3 separate regions of the Mus musculus genome follow, and all the other regions are linked to region 2. The links are chromatin loops, found by intact Hi-C in ENCODE. Cell type or tissue: left cerebral cortex. All regions are shown on one strand. Region 1 has its middle 70 kb from the start of Gm35281. Region 2 holds the start of Cacna2d3 (calcium channel, voltage-dependent, alpha2/delta subunit 3). Region 3 has its middle 21 kb from the start of Gm35281.

Region 1 (8,000 bases), 140 kb after region 2:
ACAAGAGGTTTCACACTTCCAGCACAGAAACCTTTAGGGATCGGCCCCATCAACAGAGCGGGCCTGCTTGATGCTTGCCCTGTTCTCTTCTCCCAGTGTTCCGCTTCGAAAGCTTAACCTTTCACTGCTCAAAGCCACTCTTTCAGCTATCACTTAGATGACAAGTCCTCAGATGACATCATTAGGTCCAGGGTACACTTGTCCCAAGTCAGGAGACTGCTGAGAATCCAGTGGCCTAGACAGAACTCAACACACAGGTGTCCAATTATCATGGAAATAACAAGTCATTTATAACCACAGAGGCAGGAAGATGTATACAGCACAGGTCTGCAAAGGACCTACATCTCCACTCAAGGAAGACTGCCTTTTATGCAATTAAAATGAGCTTTCCATCTGTCTAAAGACCACTTACATAAGCATCCCCCCACCTTCTCTGCCCCCACAGGTCCTTCATCCCTGCTTCGAGCCATGTTTCTCTGCTTGTGAATGCCAGGCCAATGGCCACTGCCTGTACAACTCTATGCAGCCCAGGGCCAGCTGCTAAGGAGAGAAGGCCCCTAGCAGGTCACTTGCCTTAGAGAGGATGGCTTGCTTTGCCACTTTCTGAGCCTAGGAGATGTGGAAAGCAGGCTCTCACCATTCTCCTAGTGTCTGAAAGTCCATCTTGGGAACATGTCTCTAAGCAGCGTCGTCAGAAGGGGTAAATGAATGAGGTCCTGTGAACGTCAAGAGAGGGAGGAGTTGAGTCCATTTGAGCAAGTCCACTTCGTCATCCTTTCTGCAAAGAGACCTGCCCTGAGTATGTCTACATCCTTGCTTCTAGGAGTGCTCTTCCCTGTGCGTGCATTAGCACGGTTTCATCTGAAACCCACTTTGAGCAGTTTAGAGGCACAGTAAAGCCTTCCTGCTCCTGTGCTTGCCCATCTGTGAGAGGCCACATGAGTGACAAAGAAACTCACTGGCTGCCCAGGCTGAATTTTGCTGGGATCTTCCTTTGGTGTCTTGGAACGTTATAAGGAAAAGACAATTTGTTTATATCCCTTCAGGGAAGGAGTTTTGGCAACAATTGCTTACCTATTAGATTAAAGAAAACAATGTACACAAGAAAGCTGGCTTCAGCCTCCACCTCACAGAGAGCAGCCCATTTTGCAAACTTTTCTGTCGTGACTGCTCAGTTCCCTCTTACTAGACTGTGGTGCTTGGAATGCAAGCACTAGGCTGACTCCAGTCAGTAAGCTTGTGCCAGCTACACCACAGGTGCTCAATATATATATTTGTTGAATTAATGATCAGATGTAAGCCTGAGTCCACAGCACTAAAGCCATCTTTCCTTCCTCTATCTCTCCCTCCCTCCCTCCCTTCCTTCTTCCCTCCCTCCCTTCTTCCCTCCCTTCCCTCCCTCCCTCCCTCCCTTCCTCCCTTCCCTCCCTCCCTCCCTCCCTCCCTCCCTCCCTCCCTCCCTCCCTTCCTTCCTTCCTTCCTTCCTTCCTTTCATACTATAGATTGAACCTACAGCCCAGGTGCGCACTAGGCAAACATTCTACCACTCAGCTATATCTCCAGCCCTTTTTCATTCTTAAACTTCTTATTTTTAAGTTAAGTTTCCTAGGCTAGCCTTAAACTCACTCTGTAGTTCAGGCTGGCCCTGAATGATTCACCTGCCTTGGTCTCCTAAGTAGCTGGGATTGCAAGCCTACACCATCGGACCTAGCTATTCATTCATTCATTCACTCATTTATCTAGTCACTGTTTTGTGGCATTTTGTAGAGCTCTTCTGTTTTAGGCAAGTGCTCTACCACTGAGCCACATTTCCAGCCTCATGTCATATTTATGTGGTAATTTGTTTAGGCCACAGCCCCAGGTATTTGAGAAAACATTGCTATATCTAGAAGGCTGTTTTTGGAATGAGACTAACATGGTGGTGGCAAGGGAGAACCTAGATAGAGCCTTGTGTATACTAAACATGAAGTATGCCCTTAGCCTCCAAGATAAACACTTAGATGGGTGGACTCTGAGTAAAGAAAAGTATCCTCCATAGCATGGGTGTCTCATCCAAGCAGAAGTAGGCCTTAACTGGACCAAGATTGGCCTCCCCTGACTGAAAGCAAATGCTTTTACACACTGTCTTTGAACCTGAAGTGTAATTCTTCCTGGTGTTTGTCTTAACCCACTGTACAGAATTTAGACTTAGCACACATCTCCAGAATTCCATAGAACAATTCTTAAGGAAAGCTCTTAGCTAGAGTGACACACACCCGTATCCCCAGTCCTGAGGAGGCTGAGACCAGAAGATCCACAGCTCAAGACCAGCCTGTGCTTAGAAATACTAATACAGAACTGAATGTGTCAAGCTTAACTTTACAGTCTGGTCTTCACATTTCTCAGAAGAAAAGTTGGGGTGGAGGTGGGGCTGTGGGGCTGGAGAACTGGGGTCTAGGAGGTTGGGGATAAGTGGCTAGGGACTTGGGGGTGTAACTCAGTAGTTATAGCACTTGCCTAACCATGGGCACAGCTTAGCTAGGTTCTATCCCAGCATTGCAAAACTAATACATTTCTATATAAATACACATCCTGTTGGTTCTGTTTCCATGGAGAGCCCTATCTTATACAGCATCTAGTCGGTTAATAAGGAAATAGCTAACAGGGTATATATTTGCCCTCCTTAGCCTGGAAACAAGAGTAATGCCAGCCTCATAACTCATGTATGACCTTAAATAGCCAGAGTCACACCCATTTAGACCAACTCACTCGCCTGACTCACACACATTCTTGAACCGTTAAAAACCATGAGTCCTACTTCATGAGAATGGGACATTGAGGTTCATAAAGATAAGTTAACTTTCCCAAGTTTACACCTGATAGTAGTAAAGTACAAAACTGACCCAAATTCCTCACCTCTCCCTGATTTCAAGCTCTTCTGCCACATTTTAAGTCCATCTACTCCAATGCAAATGCCTATGTGATCTGTTTTAGCCAATGGGGTACAAGCAAATGCGTTGTGAGCAATGGGTATGTGATGGAGTCTATGCTTACCCTCAGTTCTGTCTTGCATGAGCATGGCCTGAATAGCCTGCTTGCAATGGGGAGATAGTCGGGCTAGACTCCAAGCATCCCCTATGCCCACCCCCAAGAAATGCAAGAGATCTCAATCTGAAAGAGCAGAGCTGTCTGGCTGAACAACCCCACACTGCTCTGTGTGACCTAGAGTTTGACTCCATGATATTGACTCTAGCTGGGTTCTCACATCTCAGCACACTGACCAGGCCTGCCTTCCTGCTCGGTCTGGGCTCTTCTGGCCACATCAGGGAATAGAAATGTCACAAGAAGGTATGTCCTACAGTTAAAACAAAACTTTTAATATGTCATGAAGAAGTCCCTTTGTAGTTTTACCACAAAAAAAAAAAATATAAGAAGCATTTTTTTTTTTGTCATGGGGTACTCAATAAACAGCAGACTAAGCACAGGAACCAGGCATGTCCCAGAAAAGTGGGGTTTGGCAACAGGGGGAAAAAAATGAGATTTAAAAAAAAATCTTGATATTTAAAAAAATAAGCACTGAAGTAGTCATGCTAACTTTTTTAGAATTCCTTATGTTACTCTATGGTTTGGGCTTTTCAGAATGAGCATCACACCTAAAGAGGTAGGTGTGGTTCTAGAATCAGCTTCAGTTCTGTGGCCCCCTAGTAGGCCAGTGCACCTGACAGGACCAGTACATGAGCTGCCTGGAGAGACCAGGTCTATGATCAGCCCAGTAGCCATGAGAGAGCAGAGCATGCAGGGAGGGCAAGGAGATCTGGGGGTGGAGGGGACACCCAGGGACACCCAAGGGAAAAGAACTGGGCTCCTGCAATCTGTTTCCTTCTGCCTGTGAATCATCTACATCCACACTCCCTCACAACCAGCACATTACATAAATAATGTACAAAATGAGCAAATCTCCACCACCGCCATAGATGAACTTGACCTTGAGCTATCACAGAGGAGCCAGGGGATGGACTTGGGGGGGCTGGGGCCTCTCCAGAAGGGCAAGGTCTGCTTGACTTCTCCACATCGCTAATGGCTTTTTAGAAGCAGTCACCTTGGAGGCCAAGTGTTTAGGAAACCATCTTCAATGTCAATTTCTCACCCAGTAAAATCTCTGAGGAGGGGAAAAAAAAATCAAAGTAGGCTTGCACACTAACAAGAACAAGGAACACTGAGCAATCTATTGCTGAGGACTTGGAACGATGGTGGCATCCAACTTTGGGTGAGAGTGGGTGTAGAAGGAGGATGATTGCTAATTAAATGACCAAAATTGTAAGCGATGAGCTCTTTTGAAAACTCTGGGAGCCAGCATCTTGATGTGCTTCCGCTGAAAGCCTTCAAAGGCTATGGAAAATATCATGGCCACAGTGAACGACGAACAGACATCAACTTGCTCCCTAGAGATCAAGCATGGATACAAGTAGGAGAAACAGCTCACAGCCAGGTTAGGTAACAAGAAGGAGGAATGGAAAACAGGAGAGGTGTAAGGAACAGTGATGGTTAGGGCCGGCGCTGTGCACCAGCAGCAGCAGCAGCATCTCACAGTCCTCCAGACAGCCCCATGAGGCCACTGCTGTCACTCCCACTATATAGCCACTATATAGATGAAAGAACTCTGCACTTAGGCAGCGTGCCTGAGATCAGTCAGCCAAGGGTGCCTGACCCAAACTCTTGGCCTAAGGCTTCGTCTCCTCCTGACTCCTGTCAAGCTACTTACAATAAGGAGTATCTGGACATTTCCCATCTGGGTAAAAGCGGCTCGAGTTGCAAAGTCCTTCACTTTGTATCAACACAGGAAATGATTGTTCTCAAAGTACAACATTTATTTCTGAAATGAGCTTTAGCTAGCAGAGTCAGCCTTAGTCTGCCTTAAATGAACACCACGTGAATTTGTTTTAGTGGAGAGTGCTTCCTCCACAACCCCCTCCCAGATGTTCTTTCTTTCTCCTCCTCCTCCCCTCCTCTCCCTCCTCTTCTTCTTCCTCCTCCTCCCCTTCTCTTCCTCCTCCCCCTCCTCTTCCTCCTCCTGCTTCTTCCTCATCATCTTCTTCTCCCAGTTTTTGTTGATGTTTTCTTGTTGAGACAGGATCTTGCTATATAGCACAGCATAGCCTTGAACCAGCAATCCACTTGCCTTCACTCTCCAGTGTTGGGATTATACCAAGTACTTAAGGACTCCTTCTTAGAAATGTTAGCGTCTGGTCCTTTATTCAGCATCTGTCTTAATTACTTTTCTACTGTTGGGACAAAACACCATGACCAAGGCAACTTAAAGAAGGTGCTTTGTTTTGTTTTGTTTTGTTTTGTTTTGTTTTTGTTTCGAGCAATTTCAGAGAGACAAGAGCCTACCATGACAGAGAAACATGGCAGCAAGCAACAGGCCTAGCAGTTGGAGCAGGAAGCTGAGTGTTCACATCTTAGGCTGTAAGGACAAAGCAGAGAGCTCACTTCAAAGGAGAGTTTAGTCTTTAAACTCTCAAAGGCCACCCCCAGCAATGAACTTCCTCAAGCCTCCCCAAATACTGCCAACAACTGGTAAACACATATCCAAGATTACTGGGCACATTCAAACCATGCCCTTAGAACCACCACAGCGCCCATTCATTATGTTGGAAAATACTATTGAGAACCTACTAAGTTCTAGGCACATGCTGGTTTTTCGGATTGAGCAGAAGAGATCCCTGCCCTAAAGGGGCTCAGAGTCTATATATGAGACTGTTAAGGACTGGCCATTCAGAATCCAGTTTCCTGAGTGTCAAAACAGATACATGACACAAAGGAAAAACAAGCAAGGAAAGCCGTGTTAGAGCCAACAGTATTCCAAATAGGGGAAAAACTGAGAAAAACTCTCTAAAACCAGAAAGGAGATGAGGGCACCCACTTTCTCCAATTTTATTCATTAAAGTACGTGTAATCATAGGTAGAAAAATAAGACAAGATGTAGAAATGCGAATAGGAAAGGAAGAAGTCAAGTTATTCTGATCTGCAGGCAACGTAATCCTGTAAGCTGGTAAACACACAAAGATTGAGAGAGAGAAAAGAGACAGACAGACTGACTGACAGACAAGCATCACAGAGACACAAAGACATGAAGACACAGAGTGACATTAATTAAGTAGGTATTTCTTGAAGAAATTAAAAATCAGGGGATGTTTTACGAAATGTTCCACATCCTTAGCCTCAGGGAAATGGAAAGTAAAACACAGAGGCTGGACAGAGTAGGGTATGTCTTTAATCCCAGCACTCAGGAGGCAGAGGCAGGTGAATCACTTTAAGTACAGGGTCAGCCTTATCTACATAATGAGTTCTAGGCCACCCACCGGTATATAATGAGCCCTTGTCTCCAAAACAAAAGTAGAAACTTTATCTCCTTCCAGTCTTAATGGGTGGCATTAAGAAAGCAGCAAATGCTGATAAGGATGGGGAGACAGGGAGCCTAATTTATTGCTGATGGGGATGTGAACTGGTGAACTGGTGTAAGCACTGTGGAAATCAGAAGGGGGTTCCTTAAAAAACTAAAAATAGAGCTACCTAATCCATACACACCTGTCCTGGCTGTTTACCTGAAGGATTTAAATCAGCACAGCACAGAGATATTTCAAAGTCATGTTTGTTGCGGCTTTATTTTCAATAACCAAGATATGAAACCTGGCTTGATGTTTAGATTCACCAAATGATGAAGAAAATGTGGCATATATACACACAATAGAGTTTTATCTAGCCATAAAAAAAAAAAAAAAAAAAAAAAAGTCACGTAAGCAAATGGATGGGACTGGAGATCATTATGTTAATCAAAGTTAGCCAGACTGGGGAAGACAAGTATCACGTCTTCTTTCACGTTCAGATTTTAGATTTAAATTTATGTAGATGTGTACATATGTAAGACATAAAAGCGGAACGGGACTGTGGAGATGTTGGGAGCAAGAGAAGAGGGAAAAGGAAGGCTAGGGCGACCCAAAGCTGAGGGGGCGGGATAGGTAGAGAGCTACAAGGGAGGGGGAGTCAAAGCAAAACACAATAAGCAAAATTCTCTAGCCATAAAGTCTAGAAAACTGAGTAACCATCTCCAAATGACCAAGTAATTGTCAAACTCCCAACCAAGTCACCCACAAGCACACAATAAATTAAAAAATTAAAAATACAGCATTATGCGCACAATCCACCGACCGCTTCCTCATTTGATTCCGACCAGTACAGCACACTCCCAAAATAAAACAAAAGAGTCAAACATTTCAGCTTTCCAGAACTGGACTAAAGCCAGTACACTGGGTTTCTGCCGCAGAATAACCAAGACCCTTTCAGTAAGCCTATAAATACACTTCAGCAGATGCTAGAACTCAAGAGGTCTGAGCGGAAGGCAGCCCACTGGTCCTCGGAACGGTGTGCACGGCCTCCTTTCTTTACTCCTCCTCTGCAGTAGAAGGCTATGCTTTGGTAACTTCCAAATGATAGGTTAGTCCCCAGAAAATGCTAGGGAGGCGTGTGCCCCCATGGAGAAGAGAACGACTCGTGTCCTAGATGCACAGGTCCCCTCTAGGGTTCCAAGGAATACGAGCAACGAGAGCCACAGTACACTTACTAAGCTCCCTGCCCAGTGGCTCCTCTGTGTCGACCTCTCAGGATGCCAAATTACAATTCAGGGATGCCAACCCCGACTACCCTAGTGTTAGAGTGGGCATGAGGCCATTTCCACATATTTTTCTAAGTAACTATGTTCATCCGAATTGAAAAGGGGAAAGGGCCAGCAACTCCCTTTAGGAGGCAAGAAGAGCACAAAAGGACCCTGGAGCAAGGGTTGCAAACGGCAGGAACAATTAAAATAAACTAGGACTTTCCCCCATTTTGTCCTCTGTTGAAAATAGAATGAATATTTAGGTGTTTAATCCACAGCCACTGAACAAACAGATATTGACAACGAGCACGTGGTTGTTTGAATAAAATGGCCGCTGTAGGCTCACAGGAAGTAGCACTATTAG
Region 2 (8,000 bases):
GTACAACAGAGACCAAACAGGGGGTTCTTTTGGAACTGTTACAACTACAACATGCAGATGAGAAATATCTCTTTAAAGTTATACAATATGCTCACACTCAGAGCGTCTAGGAATTCAAAGCATAGGCAAAATACGCAGGCTGTGTCACAGTCCGGAGCTTGTCATATAAAACATCTGACAAGCAGGCAAAAAGCCAGTGTACAGGCAAGGCTGGACCAAATTAAAAGAATACCAGGGAGAAAGGCCATTCTTAAAAAAAAAAAAAAGAGGAAGGTAGCAGGTATGTAAATGGCTGTCTTCCATCAAGGCAGGCCAATGCATCAAGTTTTATCACTGACTACATTTCAGTGAACTTCTTCCCAGCCTGAAGGTGAACAATCTTCCCTATGGCTTGAAGGATTCAATGCCTGGCATTTTTTTTTTTCCAGCACACCTTGCTATCCTATTATTGGACAATGCCTTATTATAATATTTGAATTTCGTGTGGCAAACAGTGTCATATAATGCCCCGCAATGCTACTCTCTGAAACGGAATGCCATAAATAAAATATGGACTTGGTTACCAGGCAGCATGCGCAACACATATGGTACATTGGCCCGAAAAACACATTTTAAAATGCTTAAAAGTTAACTTAACAATTTAAGCTCTTTATACCCAGTCTCTGAGAATTGTCCCCTAAAGGCCAATCTTATTTTCTATTGTCAGGAGAATATCTGGATTAATTTGGTTCGTTTACTAGCTTGAAATTCTTTTCACCCGCTCTGGTCTCCACCCTCACCCACCCACCCACCAGCTCATTCTTTATCTTAAAGGGGATAAAGAGGGCCATATATCTCAAGATGTAATTTTAAGCTTTATGCTGCCTATTTGAATTAAAACTGATGCAACTCCTGATACCAGCCTAATAATCAATTCTCCATTCTCATTACTTTACAGAAATATATGGACGCAGACCAATTTCCTAAGTTTGTGGACCACTCTCAGAGCTTATTACCCGGCAGTGCAGCTGAGTGGAAAGATAACCACATCCATTCGCCTTATCTGTAATGATGCAATGCACCCCAGCCCTGGGTCTAGATGATTGGGGAATAATGGGATTGTAGGACTGCAGGGATGACAAACAAAGCTGCTGGTATCTCGCCAATACACTGAACCCTATGACTCCCGAGCAAGGTGGAGGCTCCGAAAACAGACGCTGCCCGCCGGATTCTGCCCCTTGGAAGAAGTTAGCATCTTTTGGCCAGGGAAGCATCTGCTCTCGCACTGAGACAGCAATACCAACAACTGCGAGAAGAGCCATGCAAACACACTGTTTCCGAGCCCCAGCCAGGACAGTGCGAGTGAGTATCCTGCTTTTCTTTGTGTTTGGAATCAAGTGTCATCTAAAAATAACCGGTTGGTAGGGAGAAGTCACTGCACAGTACAATGCCAAGAACGGGAGATCAGAGACTACTCTGATAACTGATGCAGCTCTGGGCTCACGTTTGTTTGGAAAAACTAAATCTGCCTCCATTTTCTGTGCTAGAAAAATCATCGCTGTCTGTCACCACAGAAACCTTACCTTTTGCAGAAGCTGGGAGCCCGAGTACTTGGCAGCGATGGATTTTATCTCCCCACCAAAAGCGGAGGCCCACAGCTTCACTCTATGGGGAGAAAAGAGCAGAGGGAAGAAATGTAATACCAGTGTCACCGTCACACACGCGCACACACCGGGCTGTGGCTGAAAGAGCAGGGCGATAGAACATTAAAGGAAAAAGGAAAGAAAGATTAAAAAAAAAAAAAAAAAAAAAAACTCTCTCTTACAAACTACCCGCACCAAGATGTAGAGCGCAGCGCGGGATGGGGTCCGGGGTCACCGGAGTTCAGAAGGTGTAAAGCCTGGCTCTCTAAGAAGACCACGGGCTTTCATAGAAACAATTGCCTGGTTACTTAAACACCTAAAATGAGCATCACCTGGCAAATACTACTCTGAAGAAATCCACCCATCCCCACCCCCACCCCACTTCCCGGAAAAGTAGGATGGCAAGGTAGCAGAAAAGGGGACCATTAAACAGCCCGTGGAAGTTGCAGTCTGTAAACAGGCTCTAAACTTGGCGCTGTCACTTGAGGTGAACCTCTCCAGGTCTTACTCCCCAGCCCCAGGGAAAGGGCGAGAAGGTTCCACCCTAGTCTCCCGCCACTGGGTGCTGATGCTGAGAGGCAGGTGCAAGAGGCGAGGCCCGCACCCGCCGTGGGTCCTGCCCAGCCGCACCTGCAGGCGCCCAAACTTGGGCGCCCCGGGTCTCTCTCGGGCGCTAGCCGCCCCTCCCGGGGAGTCCCAACACCAGGCACTTACACGGAGAGCGGGATCTGCTGCTCGGAGCGCACCACGTCCCCCAGAGCGGCGTAGAGAAGCGCGGTGGCTAGGAGCGCCGAGGCCCCCCGGGACGCGCAGCACAGCGAGCCCGGCCCGGCCATCCTGGCGGCGGCGGCGGCGGCGGCGACTGGAGCGGCCGCGGAGAGCTGCGCCGGGCGGGCGGTGGGCGAGCGCGCTGGGCTGCCTGCTCCGCCGCGCGCCGCCCCTCCTGCCTCTCGCGCGCCCGGCTCACTTGGGGAGCAGGGGGGGGGGGGAAGCAGCGGGGTACGGGGGGAGGGGAGGGGAGGGCGGAGAGGAGGCGGGAGGGAGCACTGGGGAGTAGGCAGGCGCGGGAGGAGGGAGCGAGACGCGCCTCTTGCCGCGGCAGCTGCCCAGCCCCGCCTCGGCGGCCCCGGGGAGTCCGGCGAGCCGCGGCGGGAGGGCGGGAGGCGCCTCGCGGGCGGAGACTCGCAAACTCAAGTGTCCTTGGCCGCCACGGCTCGTGCCTCGCCCGGTCCGGCCCACTGCGGCCGCTGAGTTCTTTACAACTCCGCAGTCCGCCGCCACGGGCGCGACTCTCGGGTGGCCCCGGGCGGTCCCCAGGCCCTGGCGACCGGAGCGGAATGGGGGTGGGCGGCTCGGGAGCGAGGCCGAGGACCCCGATGCTCCACACTTTGCCAGTAGTTGATCTGGTCAGGAGCCCCGGGGACTGGTCAGGGGCGTTGTGGTGGGGGGCTGCGGAGCCTAGAGGTGGTGCGACCCCCTCCCGATTCCCCTCACGGTTCCTTGGGAAGAGGCAGAAGTCTGGAAGAAGCCAGCGGGCGGCGGCAGCGGCAGTGGACCGGCTCGTATAGCGGCAGAACGGGCTGGGGATGGGACAAGGGGGTCGGGTTCTAGGGAGTGCACCGCGGCGTGGCCGCCCATCGCTGCTCCACCGCCGCGGCGACTGGAGGAAAGCGCGGAGGGTGGCGCTGCAGTCGCGGCGCGGGCACCCGGCGGCCGCACAGCTACCGCTGGCGTTCCGGACCACGGGCCGGGGTGCTTTCAAGCCTACTGAAGCTCGGGGTCCGGGGTCCGCACTGCTACACGGTGCACCCAGGGACCAGGATGCCCGGGCGGGAAAGGAAGCAAACGCAGCGGAAAGTCCAACCTGACCGGCAGACACCCTTAATTCTGCGGGGGGAGGAGGGGGGTTCAGATTGCTCCGAGCACGGAGGTTCCGCACACCAGCCCCCGCCCGGGAAGAGGCAGCTGAGCGCGGGCGAGGCTTCTGAATACCCACAGGGAAAGCCCCAGGATGTCTCTTTTGCCGCGGCCCCACCCTTAGAAAAACCTTGTCCCCCATCCTCGTTCAAGCTCTAGGGTGTGACTAGGAACTTTGTGGAGCCCTCGCGCGGGCTGACGGTAAAGACCCGAGTGAGGCTGAGTCATCCTCGCCTGGCGGAGCAAACTCGGGCGACCTGGGGCAGCCGTGCGCTCCTGACCTCGCCTAGTCTCCGAACGCGCCCCCGCCGCCTCGGTTCTCCTTATGTGCATGTATTTCCGCCTCTGGGATTTACAGGGGTTCTCCCCCCCCCCCACACCCACACCCTACCTAGTTCTTTGCACTCAATTGCAGAGAACTGAGTAAGGGTAGGGGTAGTATCCGGCTAGGATCCAGCATGGCTCTCCCTCACAGCAGTCTCCGGAAAAGTTATCTTGGTGGTGAACGGTTTGGATTACTGAGTCGAATGTGAGGGGCTCGTTGCCAGGCTTTTTTCTGAGTACTGGTAGACCCCAGCCTCCGTGGGCTTAAGGCCAGTCACACACCTACCTAGGGAAGCAGCACCAGGAACCCGGCCCACCAGTGCCAAGTGCACCCCACCCACGGGCAGTGTCTCCATGGATGACTAACTAGTTATAATGAATTCTCTGCTTCTGAACACACCTCCAGCCTATGAACGCATGCCAGCCCTTTCCAAACTGAACCAAGCACAGCCTGACCCCGGGGCTAGTGGTCCATATGGCTTTGACACTCAAACTGGAGGCTGGGAGGAAATTTAATTTTCTTGCCAGAATGCAAGAGTTTTCTAAATGGATGTTTGAATGAATGAATGAATGAATGAATGAATGAGTACATACTAGCCCCGATTCATAAGGTTTCATTGTCCCCTCTATGGTGGTGTATGGTAACAGCCCTTCTCCTGCATCCATCCGTCCAGTCAGTAATAGCCAAGCATCTTGGTCAAAAGGGACACAGAAGGGCATGCGGTGGGTGCTGGAGGTAAATCAACCAGGCAAGCTGCCCTTCTGGGATGTGTAGATCAGGAAGGGACAGGCTTTTCTCCAAAAGCAATAATGAGAAATATATAATTATGCACTCTGACAGAGTATCAACAATAGTGTGTATGATGAAAGAAATACATGTTCCGCCCTGATTAGTCGTGTGCCTTTAACTGATGAGAGATTGACACAGCAAAAGGATAAGAAGCAGCCAATGTGAGGGCACCAAGGTCGTGACCATGGTTGGAGGTTAAGTCACTATCCATGCCACTTGGCACAGGTGGACTCCACAGTTGTAGGGCAGCTAGAGATCTTAACCCAGAGAAAGGATTTTGAGAATTAGTAACTATTAAACAAAACAGTCCGGTACACTTACATTTAAGATGGATGCACTAAGTATTTCCTACTAGCTCAAAAATGATTTAAAGAATCTCAAAGTCTATTAAGAATCTGGGAAGCTGCCACTCAAGTCTTCTATTCCTTTTCATCATTACAACATTCCCTGAAGAAAGAGGTCTTAGTGTAAACTACCACTTGACAGAGAGGTATAATGACACCCAGAAGGGCTAAGTGACCAGTCCAAGGACCACAGCCAGTTAAAGGAAGGTCACATGGCATCAGTCCAGGGTGCTCTAAACAGCCATGGTACCTTCTGTGTTAAATGCAACATCCAACATTGAGGGTTTGGATCCTGCTATTTACACCTGGAAGCAGGCACTTCAACACACAGCTTTCAGCTGTAGCACAGAGTCCAGCCAAAGGAGACCATCCCTTGCTGACAGAACACCAGTCCTGCCTAATATAGAGCTCGCACTGGGTCCCGCATCAGTGGGCTGCTAGTGAGATGGTAAGGGCTGTGAAAAGCCAGCCAGAAGCAGAGGCTTTAAAATGCTCACCTGCTCCTAGTCTAAGAAACTCCAGGGAGATCCCAGAGAAGCATTTCTTGGAGGAGAGTTTTTGACATCCCACCCTACCCCACACTACCCCACCCCACCCCACACCTGAGCGTTTGAGCAAGGAAAACCCCTATATTTGTCATCACACCTTGAGGCTGTGAGGGTATTTAGTAAGTGGAAATAGGACCAGTCACACACAAACGTTATCCTAACCCTTAGGGATTTTCAAATGTCCCACTGGATATCAAGGAGGAAAAAAAAATTACACCTAGAACTACTGGAATTCAGAACTTAAATCTATTTTACCTATTAATATATAAATACAAAAGAGCTTGTGCATGGTTTTAATAAACTGAATGCCACTTCTGTGTTAAGTGAAGAAAGGTAACTTTGATCCTTATCAAGAGATTTTGTTTGGTAAGCAGATTTCTGTTTGTTGGTTTGTTTGTTTGTTTGTTTGTCATTTTAAAAAAAGTCACTTTCTCCACAGCAACCAGGCTTACTCACCCTGAGTCGCTCTCACAGCCCACCTGAATGGGTTTGCTTTGACATGACTTCGACATACACAGAGGCACAAACATGGACTGGCCATTACATCCTGCATTTAATCTTGCGTGAACTTTCCACATGATGGAATACCTCTTATTTTATTATAATAACATAATTTTTATTAACTTTTTCAATATTATCAGATCAAGCATCATTGATGTTTAAAAACAAAAAAATCTGACTAAAAGCTGGCCATAATGAAAATTTCAATCAAGTCTGGCAGGTAGGGTTTATCTGGGTAAAGTCTTATAGGCTGAAAAGGGATAATGACCCCAACTAGAAGGTTATGGTGGTGTTAATGGAGATGCAAACTGTTTGAAGGAACAAAACACCAAATGCTTTAGTGAACTTTCCACCCAGCTTTATCTTATACTTATTAAATGAGAAACACTTTAGAAATCCTGGGCCCTCAAGAGATGACTCATCAAGTAAAGGCACTTACCACCAATTCTGATGACCCGAGTCAGTCCCTGGAACTCATCGGCAGAAGGAAAGAACTGACTCTTGAAAGTGTACACAGTGGTACACAGACAAAGACAAACACATGAGCATACACACATAAATGTAATAAATCTTTGTTTTCTCCATCCTGAGGACACAGACAGCCTTTCCCCAGCCAGGCTCTGCTTTGGTTCTATGGATGCCTCAGGGCAATGATGCTGCTGGGCCCTCAGTTGAAGCCCGGCTCCCTGCTTCCCCATCACACCTGCACATGCTCACACAGAAGCCATCTCTCCCTACTACTGCCACCTGCTCCAGCACGCTACAGACTCATCCTTAAACTCCCTCTCCATTGATCTCTCCTCCTTTTTGCACCTACAAACACCACCTCTTTAGAAAAGAAAAATCAGACCCCAAGGTCAAGATCCTTCTATGCCTTCTGCATTAAATCAAAATGGCTCCTCACCCAGCTTTCTCTTCCATCATTATCCCTTGCTTACTGTGATCCAACCAGGCTACAGGTTAAAGCCAGGATTATTTTCTCCTGAGGCCTTTGCAGGTATGACGTCCTCTGCCAGATTCCCCTTCCCTCCGATTGGCCTGAGGTTGCTTCTCAATAGCTGAAATTTGTTTCTGTTTAGGAGCCATTGTAGCGAGAGCTTCAAGAGCCTCAGGTAAAATAGAAGTATGCACACAGTGGTGCTCTTAGCTGCCTTCGTTTCTTTTCCTAGCAGTGACCACTACCCATTGATTGGTTGATTGATTGAATCCCTCCCCACAAGTGTTAATCTCCTTCCTTATATGACTGCAAGTGGCTACAGTAAGATGTTCAGTGTTGCAAGACACAACACACATTTGCTGGAGCAGCTGTTGGACTGAAATTCCTTTCTCCTAAAAATCCCACCCTTCAACCTTCCTAGACACCATGACCCAGTGCCTTGCAAACAGCACTGAACACTCCCAATTCTGGAGGGAGATGTAAAGGAAAGAGATGAGGAAGATGTGTCCAGACACAACATCAAACGCTGGCTTTTGAGATATCAGAAGGTGGTGGTCACCACCTTTAGAGCCCGCCCTGTCATGTGTTGTTTCTAGCCCCGTGTGCTACCTGGGCTGGGGAGACTGCAGTGATGGCAGAGGTGCTCTGCTGCCCAGAGCAGTTCTACTGAGTCTGGAATGCAGCCCCAGGAATACACAGACCGGGAAACAGTCTGAGGTCCACTGTGTCCAAGCTCCTGCATGGAGTAGATGTTTGAGCAACCTTGATCTGAATTCAGCCAGATGTGATTTTCCTTTCCAATGTTTAGCCTTCCACTGACCTGGACAAAGTAGCTCCTTGAACCCCGACAGCACAGGCAATGGCAGGAAGTGGCCAGGCAACACACGCTATACCAGATGCAGCTCTTCTATTGAGCACTGCCCCAGCTCTAAGATGGTTGTCATGGGGAAGGGCAAAGAGCCACCCCAGAGGAAAGTATTTGGAGGGATCACCTGGCATGGATCATCTCCCCTAAGC
Region 3 (8,000 bases), 95 kb after region 2:
TACAGGAGGGCTTGCAGGCTGACCAACTCAGCTATCTGCCAGGTCCAGATCCAGAGCTTTTGAGTTGATCCACCCCAGCATCTACCCCATCTATGATACGATCTGCTAGAGAACATGAAGGGCCCAGTCCCGCAGATCCAAAGCTACAGGTTCTCCATGACACAGGACAACAAGATATCCAAGAGGAGTCCCAGTGGGGATTCAGTATAGATTGTGTAGCAGAAGCCTTGAAACACCAACAACTCATTGCAATGAATATTTGCAAGTGAAGATGTGTGAGCAAAAGGGTATACTGTGGGACATACTGCAACACACTACAGCTTCCAGAACAAGACACTTCAAAGTTTGGGGTTTGTTTTTATTATCACTTTATTTTCTTGTGGAGGGGAAGCTGCAAAGGCGGAGGGTTCAGAGGGATGGAGAGATGAGCGAGAATGAAACACATGGTATGAAATTCACAACGGATCAATAAAAAGCTAAAAAAGAAAAACAAAAAAGTATTTAGAAATCTAAAAATAAAAACCAATAAAGAAAATAAAATGTAAAGCCTTCCTCAAAGACACTATTTGTGCTACATGTTCATGCTAAGCCAATCTCAACGGCAGGGACGTGTGTCTCTATGACAGGGACGTGTGTAATGCTCCTGTCAGCAAGACTCATATTACTTACACATCCTCCCTAGCACAAACCTGACAAGAGTGCTCAGACAGGAGTGCTCAGGAAGGGGAGTGAGCACCTGTTGGTTACACCGGTTAAGGTAATTAATAGTAGCTTCTATGATAAGCAAAACCAACTCTGCACGGCTGAATGGTAAGTTGCATTTTTCATCCCTGCAAAGTCTGTTGTTGAGAGGTTCCGGTTGGGTACCTCCCTTGGCTGCACTCCACCAACCAGCACTGACTCAGGAATCAATGTTTCTTCCATTCTGGAAGGCTGCTATCTGCATCGCAGTCTCCAAAGCTGCCATGGGAGGGGAAAAGTGAGTTGGACACCATGTAACTGCTTGCAGCTGCCTTGGCTTTCAAGTGACACATCAGTCTGTCTCTGTGTTTGGTGGTGAGGATGTAGTCATGTGGTCCTGCACAGACACGGGGGGTGGGGGGGAGTCAATTGAGATGTGTGCCTGGGAAAAGGAAACAGATTTGTGGCCACCTGGCCAGCCTCTGACAATAAAAAGAAAACTCCCAATTCACGTCTAACACACCAGAGCTGCTCAGAGGCTCCACTTGGTTCAGAAAAGCAGAGTTGGAAGCAGCTAGGTCCTATGAAATGAGCTGATTGTACCCCCTTCTTGGACAGAAAAATGGGAAAGGAGGGGCCTCCTTCCTCATATAGTGCACTGCGGATTGTGTTGAGTATTTCAAAGGGGAGGAAAGAAGCGCTCTCCTTCCCCAGATACCAGAAACCCACCACACCCGCCAACTGGACCAACTTGTCAAGCCTTGTTCATACCAGCCATAGACTGGGGAAAAAAATGACATGGGCATTATCAACAGACTTCAAGCTCCATCTTTCATTAGATTTGGTAAGTAGTCCAATCCTCTGAGCTCTCAGTTGCTTATCTGCCTATTCAGAACTCCCAATGAACCTTAAATTCCCATTCATTTCCAGTATTTCCCATTACAACAGCAGCACCCTCAGGTTTTCCTAAAATGTTCGTAACCTGAGTTAAGGTCCCAAGAGTATATTTTCCTAGCTGTTTGTGTTTAGGGTGCCAAATTTACCTAAAAAATAAATCAATAGCAATCCATATAAACTCTGAATGTGAGAGGTGATGTCTCTGTGTAGAGGTGATGTATCTTCCATGCAAGTATTTCACTCCCAGAATGCACTTTACAGATTCAGATATCACAGCACCTGCTAACGCTTGGTGAGCATCAACTGGTCAAGGCAAGGAGAACAAGTGTCTGTAGCATGCTCAGCCACAAGTGGGGCATCTATATAACACACACACACACACACACACACACACACACACACACACACACACACACTACTTCCCTGTCAAGACTCAGTTATCATTGCAGAAGACAGAGCAGAAAGATTGTATGAGCCAGAGAGCAAGGATTCTAGACATGATAGGAGCATTACACACATAAAGTCACAGTGGCTATGGCCACATGCACAAGACCTTCGTAAGATCAATCCATATTCAGCACAGAGGGCAGGAAAATCCCCTGAGTTTCCACCCCTAGCTAAGGAGTTGATGACTTCCGAGAGGGGGAGAGTCAGTTTTCTTTAGGGATGTGATCTTTAGTCCATAACAATTCAGTGGCTAGCTCCACACTCATGAGTATGTGACTCATTGGTATAGCTTTAAAAAAAAAAAAGTAGAACACAAACTTAGGAGGATAGGGGGTGGGATTGAAGGATTGGAAGAGACATGGAATGGGTGAGTATGATCAAAACACACTGTATGAATGTATGGAATTTTCAAAATTAAAAAAAAAACAACATTATGCTTTCAAAGGCTTAGTGGGTATATCGGTTATTCTATTACTCCAGTCTGACAGAAATGACATAAGGGAGGATTTATTTTGGCTCTTGGTTTCAGAGATCTCAGGCAAGCATGGCAAGGAAGGTTAAGGCAGAATAGGTACATCATGATAACCAGGACACAGGCAAGATATGGCTCAGCAGGACATGCTGACACACAATCCCCTTGGTGACCCACTCCCTCCAATAAGGCTCTACTCCTACCATTGTCAACCACCCTATCATCATATCAGGAATCCTCCAAAAAGATTAGCCCAATCATCAGATTGAAGCCTTAAAGGTCTAATTCTAGTTGCATGTGTAGTAGAGGATGGCCTAGTCGGCCATCAATGGAAGGAGAGGCCCTAGGTCTTTCGAAGATTATATGCCCCAGTACAGGAGAATGCAAGGGTGAGGAAGCAGGAGTGGGTGGATTGGGGAGCAGGGCAGGGGGAGGGTATAGGGGTCTTTGGGAATAGCATTTGAAATGTAAATGAAGAAAACATCTAATAAAAAAATAAGAAAGAAAGAAAAAGATCTAATTGACTGGAAATACCTCACAGACACACCCAGGGGTGTACTTCACTTTTCTATTTTTTTGTTTTGTTTTGGGTTTTTTTGTTTGTTTTTTGTTTTATGTTTTTTGTTTTTGTTTTGTTTGTTTGTTTGTTTGTTTGTTTTTGTTTTTTTTTGAGACAGGGTTTCTCTGTGTAGCCCAGGATGTCCTAGAACTCACTCTGTAGACTAGACTGGCCTCGAACTCAGAAATCTACCTGCCTCTGCTTCCCAAGTGCTTCCCAAGTTAAAGGCGTGTGCCACCACTGCCTGGCATACTTCACTTTTCTTTTGGGTATTTCTTAGATCAGTGAAGTTAAGGGTCAGGGTTAAGCATTATAGTACACTATGCCAAAGATGGAGTCGTGAAGAGCGAGCAGCTTCCCTTCAAGGCCCACAGCGAAGATAATTATCGCTCCCTAGGAGGAAATAGCTTCATTTCGGGGAGAATTCCAATTCCTTCACCAACCACAGACCCTTGACTTGCATTTTTAAAAGACCCTTGTCTATGGTCCTCAGGGCTGGGAATACCAGGCCTATGCTTTGAGCAAATCTGATGACCCCAAGATTTTTGTGTCCTTTCAAAGAACATGCCACTGTTTGCAGAGTCTCCTTGACAGTGTTTGGTGGGTCCAGACAGGAAACTAGCTTGGCTTCCAACACCCCAAACAGTCCCCTTCGTGCAACTGGTTCCAGGAGCTTCTCTCTAAGCAAGCCTCCAACTCAGAGTGGCTCTTCCCTTCCTTAACTCATCAAAACATAACCGTGGCAACAGCTCATTCCCTCAGTTCTCTGCCAAACACTCAGTTAGCCAACCAACTTGATAATGTGATTCATGATCGCCTGTGATAACATTTCCCAAATAACACATGTTCCTTTCCACAGAGGCCTCCATGAGATAAATGACCTGCCCCTGTATAGACAAGGACACATGCAAATCGTGGTAGGGAAAGTCTGCTTGGGAGACAAAGCTGTCTTAGCAGTCCCACGCCCAGTTCAGCTGTGGCTGGAGGCTTGCCGAACCACTGAGGCTGGCTTCAGATCCGTGAGGCAGGTAGCAATTCCTCAAGGAGGGTGGATGGAAAAAAAAAAAAAAAAACCAGCTTAGTTCACTGCCTCAACTGCATCCATCATATGCATTTGCTTGCCAGACTATGTAAAAGACCACAATATGTTTTTGGTGTTTTGTTTTTTTTCCATTTCATATAAACATCTTTGAGAGGTCGTCACTACTTTTCTCATTAGGGTTTGTCATCCTAACTCCAGCCTTTTTTAGGAACTTTTCTTTCTTATGTTTCCTTGGCGGACCTTCACAGTCTGATCCACAAAATTGTACCTAAAGCACAGAAAGCCAGATTGAGAGACACATGCCAATTGCATCTGGGCTTACTCTAAGACTCTCGCTCCCTCTTTTAAGACTACATTGAGGCGTGACTGTGGCGGTGGCAGAGATTTCTGTTAAGGATTCCATTTAACTGACTATGGTTCACTGCTTGCTGAGAAAATATTTAAGGCCATGCTTCCGAAAGCAGCTTGCCACCCTCCCACGGGCACAAAACCTTAGTGATTTTACACCCCAAAATAGAGCAACACACATACCTCACTGCTGCCTTGTTTTGGTCCCAGACACACCTGGGTAGCCCTCGCATCTCATAAATTCAAATTTGGGGGAATCTTTCTGAGAAATAGACCTACTTAAATTTCCATCAGGCTGGCCTGAGAGGGCACCAGAGACCACATTAAGTGTTTGGGTCACCACATCAGAGAAGCAACCTCTAAGTAGGCTGTTCATGAGGAGTGGGATCAATTTCTGTCCAACCATCCACTTGCTATGTCTCAAGTGGGCTTAGCCATTAGACAGAGGCTGGGGAGCCAGGAAACTTAGGGACCTGCCAAGAATCAACCCTGTATGACCTTCTGCAAGGGACTTTTGGAGGCTCTGTTCCTCTGTTTTCAGGATGAGTTGGGGTGAGGAGAGTTTGGCTTCTGTCCGACTCAGCCTTTCCACTGCTGGGAGGTGGCGAGGGGGAGGTTTTCTGTTCCAAGAAACAGATGAAGGGTTGGATCCTTTCCCTAAAATATACCCAGAGACTGAGAACACTACATAGAGTTAGTGGCCTGAGATCAACTTAAGGTCTCCACAGCAAGGTACCCCCAAAACTTCCTTTTCCTAACAACATGACAACAAAGACAATGGATGAATTTTGTTTAAAAAAAACCTGAGAGTCATGCGTGAGTTCTCTTCCCTCCATCCCACCCCCCACTTCTAGCTCTCTGATTTCCTATCAGCACTATAGATACAAGACAGTCCCCAAAGGCATCCTGCATCTCATATAAACTGTCCGCTCTGGCTTCCTGAGCCCATTTCCTGCTGGTAGTTGTTGGGCCCAGCAGCTTCTGTGTCCCTGCCATGATGAAGCCCAAGCCACATCTGATGAACTCTTTTCTGTATGGAGATTTCCCTTGGCCTGAACCAACGATTCACATGGTTTTAAGATCTCAGTTCCTCTGTTCCCTTCCTAGGAAAATCTGCCTATGATCAGCAGTTTGCCCATCCTGCAATCACCGTGGTATGAAGGTTAATTGTATCATCTTGATTGGGTTAAGGATCTTCTAGAAGATTTGTACAGCACACTTCCAGGTCTGTCTGTGACAGTGTTTCCAGAGACAACTAGAATGTAAGGGCACTGAAGGGATTAGTGAATGATTAATTAATTGGCCAATTGATTCATGGTTTGATCTCTTAATGGATTCATAAGAGGGTGGCACTGTCAGGAAGTGGCTCGAGGCAGGATGTAGGTTGCTGAGGGTATTTTCCTGGGGATTCTATTTTACCCTGGTGCTTTTCCTTTACCTCTGATCCCTATTCAGCAGGATAACATTCACTCTGCTATACCATGTCCTCATCATGATGGACAGATCATCATGTGCACACTGAAGCCATAAGTCCAATCCTGCTTTAAGTCACTTTTCTCTGGTATTTAATCATCATTATACCAAAGCCTCATGCAAGTGTCTTTTTTGTTGTTGTTATCCAATTTTTTTTTTGACTTTTTAAAATCTTTTTTATTGGATATTTTCTTTATTTACATTTCAAACGTTGTCCCCTTTTCCAGTTCCACTCCCACAGAAGCCCTCTATTCCATCCCTCCTCCCGCTGCTTTTATGAGGGTGTTCTCCCATCACCATCTTCTGCCTCCCCACCCTTGAATTCCCCTATACTGGGGTATCAAGCCTTCACAGAACCAAGGGCCTCTCTTCCTACTGATGCCCGACAAGGCTATCCTCTGCTACATATGTGGCTGGAGCCATAGGTCCCTCCATGTGTAATCCCTGGTTGGTGGTTTAGTCACTGGGAGCTCTGGCAGGTCGGGTTGGTTAATACTGTTCTTTCTATGGGGTTGAAAACCCCTTCAACTCCTTCAGTTCTTTTTGTAACTTCTCCCTTGGGGACCCCTATTGGGGACCCCATGCTCAGTCCAATGGTTGGCTGTGAGCATCCACCTCTGTATTTGTCATTCTCTGGCAGAGCCTCTCAGGGAACAGCTATATCAGGCTCCTTTCAGCATGCACTTGTTGGCATCCACAATAGTATCTGGGTTTGATGACTGTATATGGGACGGATCCCTAGGTAGGATAGTCTCTGGATAGTCTTTCCTTCAGTCTCTGCTCCACACTTTGTCTCTGTAACTCCTTCCATGGGTATTTTGTTCCTCCTTCTAAGAAGGATCAAAGTATCCACACTTTGGTCTTCCTTCTTCTTGAGTTTCATGTGGTCTGTGAATTGAATCTGGGTATTCCGAGCTTCTGGGTTAATATCCACTTATCAGTGAGTGCATACCATGTGTGTTCTTTTGTGATTGGGTTAGCTCACTCAGGATGATATTTTCTAGTTCCATCCATTTGCCTAAGAATTTCATAAATTCATTGTTTTTAATAGCTGAGTAGTACTCCATCGTGTAAATGTACCACATTTTCTGAATCCATTCCTCTATTGAAGGACATCTGGATTCTTTCCAGATTCTATTATAAATAAGGCTGCTATGAACATAGTGGAACATGTGTCCTTATTAAATGTTGGAGCATCTTCTGGGTATACGCCCAGGAGTGTTATTAGTGGATCCTCAGGTAGTACTATGTCCAATTTTCTGAGGAACTGCCAGACTGATTCCCAGAGTGGCTGTACCAGCTTGCAATCCCACCAACAATGGAGGAGTGTTCCACTTTCTCCACATCCTCACCAGTATCTGCTGTCACCTGAGATTTTGATCTTAGCCATTCTGACTGGTGTGATGTGGAATCTCAGGGTTGTTTTGATTTGCATTTCCCTAATGACTAAGGATGTTGAACATATCTTTAGGTGCTTCTCGGCCATTCAAGTTTCCTCAGTTGAGAATTGTTTGTTTAGCTCTGTACCCCATTTTTAATAGGGTTATTTGATTCTCTGGAGTCTAACTTCTTGAGTTCTTTATATATATTGGATATTAGCCCTCTATCAGATCTGAGATTGGTAAAGATCTTTTCCTAATATGTTGGTTGCCATTTTGTCCTATTGACAGTGTCCTTTGCCTTACAGAAACTTTGTAATTTTATGAGGTCACATTTGTCAAATCTGGGTCTTAGCACATAAGCCACTGATATTCTGTTCAGCAACTTTTCCCCTGTGCCCATGTTTTCAAGGCTCTTCCCCACTTTCTCCTTTATAAGTTGCAGCGTATCTGGTTATATGTGGAGGTCCTCGATCCACTTGGACTCGAGCTTTGTGCAAGGAGATAAGAATGGATTGATTTGCATTCTTCTACATGCTGACCTCCAGTTGTGCCAGCACCAGTTGTTGAAAATGCTGTCTTTTTTCCACTGGATGGTTTTAGCTCCCTTGTCAAAGATCAAGTGGCCATAGGTGTGTGGGTTAGTTTCTGGGTCTTCAATTCTATTCCATTGATCTACCTGCTTGTCACTGTACCAATACC

What was found. Hi-C counts contacts between places; a loop is a spot of excess contacts. Peaks named below come from ENCODE experiments on the same cell type or tissue, not always from the same donor. Only the 100,000 strongest peaks of a DNase experiment are listed, where the experiment ranks them.
Region 1: a loop joins it to region 2, with 11 times the contacts of the local background. A loop is called at or near these places in 4 of 42 quality-filtered maps.
Region 3: it touches region 2 in a loop (11-fold over the local background); 4 of 42 quality-filtered maps call a loop at or near these places.

The regions. Positions count from the first base shown.
Region 1 is chr14:29,862,837-29,870,836 of GRCm38, forward strand. No RefSeq gene overlaps it. Among named protein-coding and RNA genes, the nearest start is that of Gm35281, 70 kb to the left of the region's middle. In left cerebral cortex, no CTCF peak of the experiment used is centred here; DNase peaks (open chromatin) are centred at 441, 657, 3,831, 4,228 and 1 more place; H3K27ac peaks cover 5,462 bases.
Region 2 is chr14:29,719,310-29,727,309 of GRCm38, forward strand. Cacna2d3 (calcium channel, voltage-dependent, alpha2/delta subunit 3) reads right to left here and starts at 2,555. Exons shown (of 38, transcript NM_009785.1): 1 at 2,337-2,555; 2 at 1,563-1,644. The coding sequence starts at 2,458. In left cerebral cortex, a CTCF peak has its summit at 3,277; DNase peaks (open chromatin) are centred at 180, 1,178, 1,560, 2,323 and 4 more places; H3K4me3 peaks cover 4,238 bases; H3K27ac peaks cover 3,688 bases.
Region 3 is chr14:29,813,938-29,821,937 of GRCm38, forward strand. No RefSeq gene overlaps it. Among named protein-coding and RNA genes, the nearest start is that of Gm35281, 21 kb to the left of the region's middle. In left cerebral cortex, no CTCF peak of the experiment used is centred here; DNase peaks (open chromatin) are centred at 913, 3,892, 4,522 and 5,037; H3K27ac peaks cover 1,418 bases.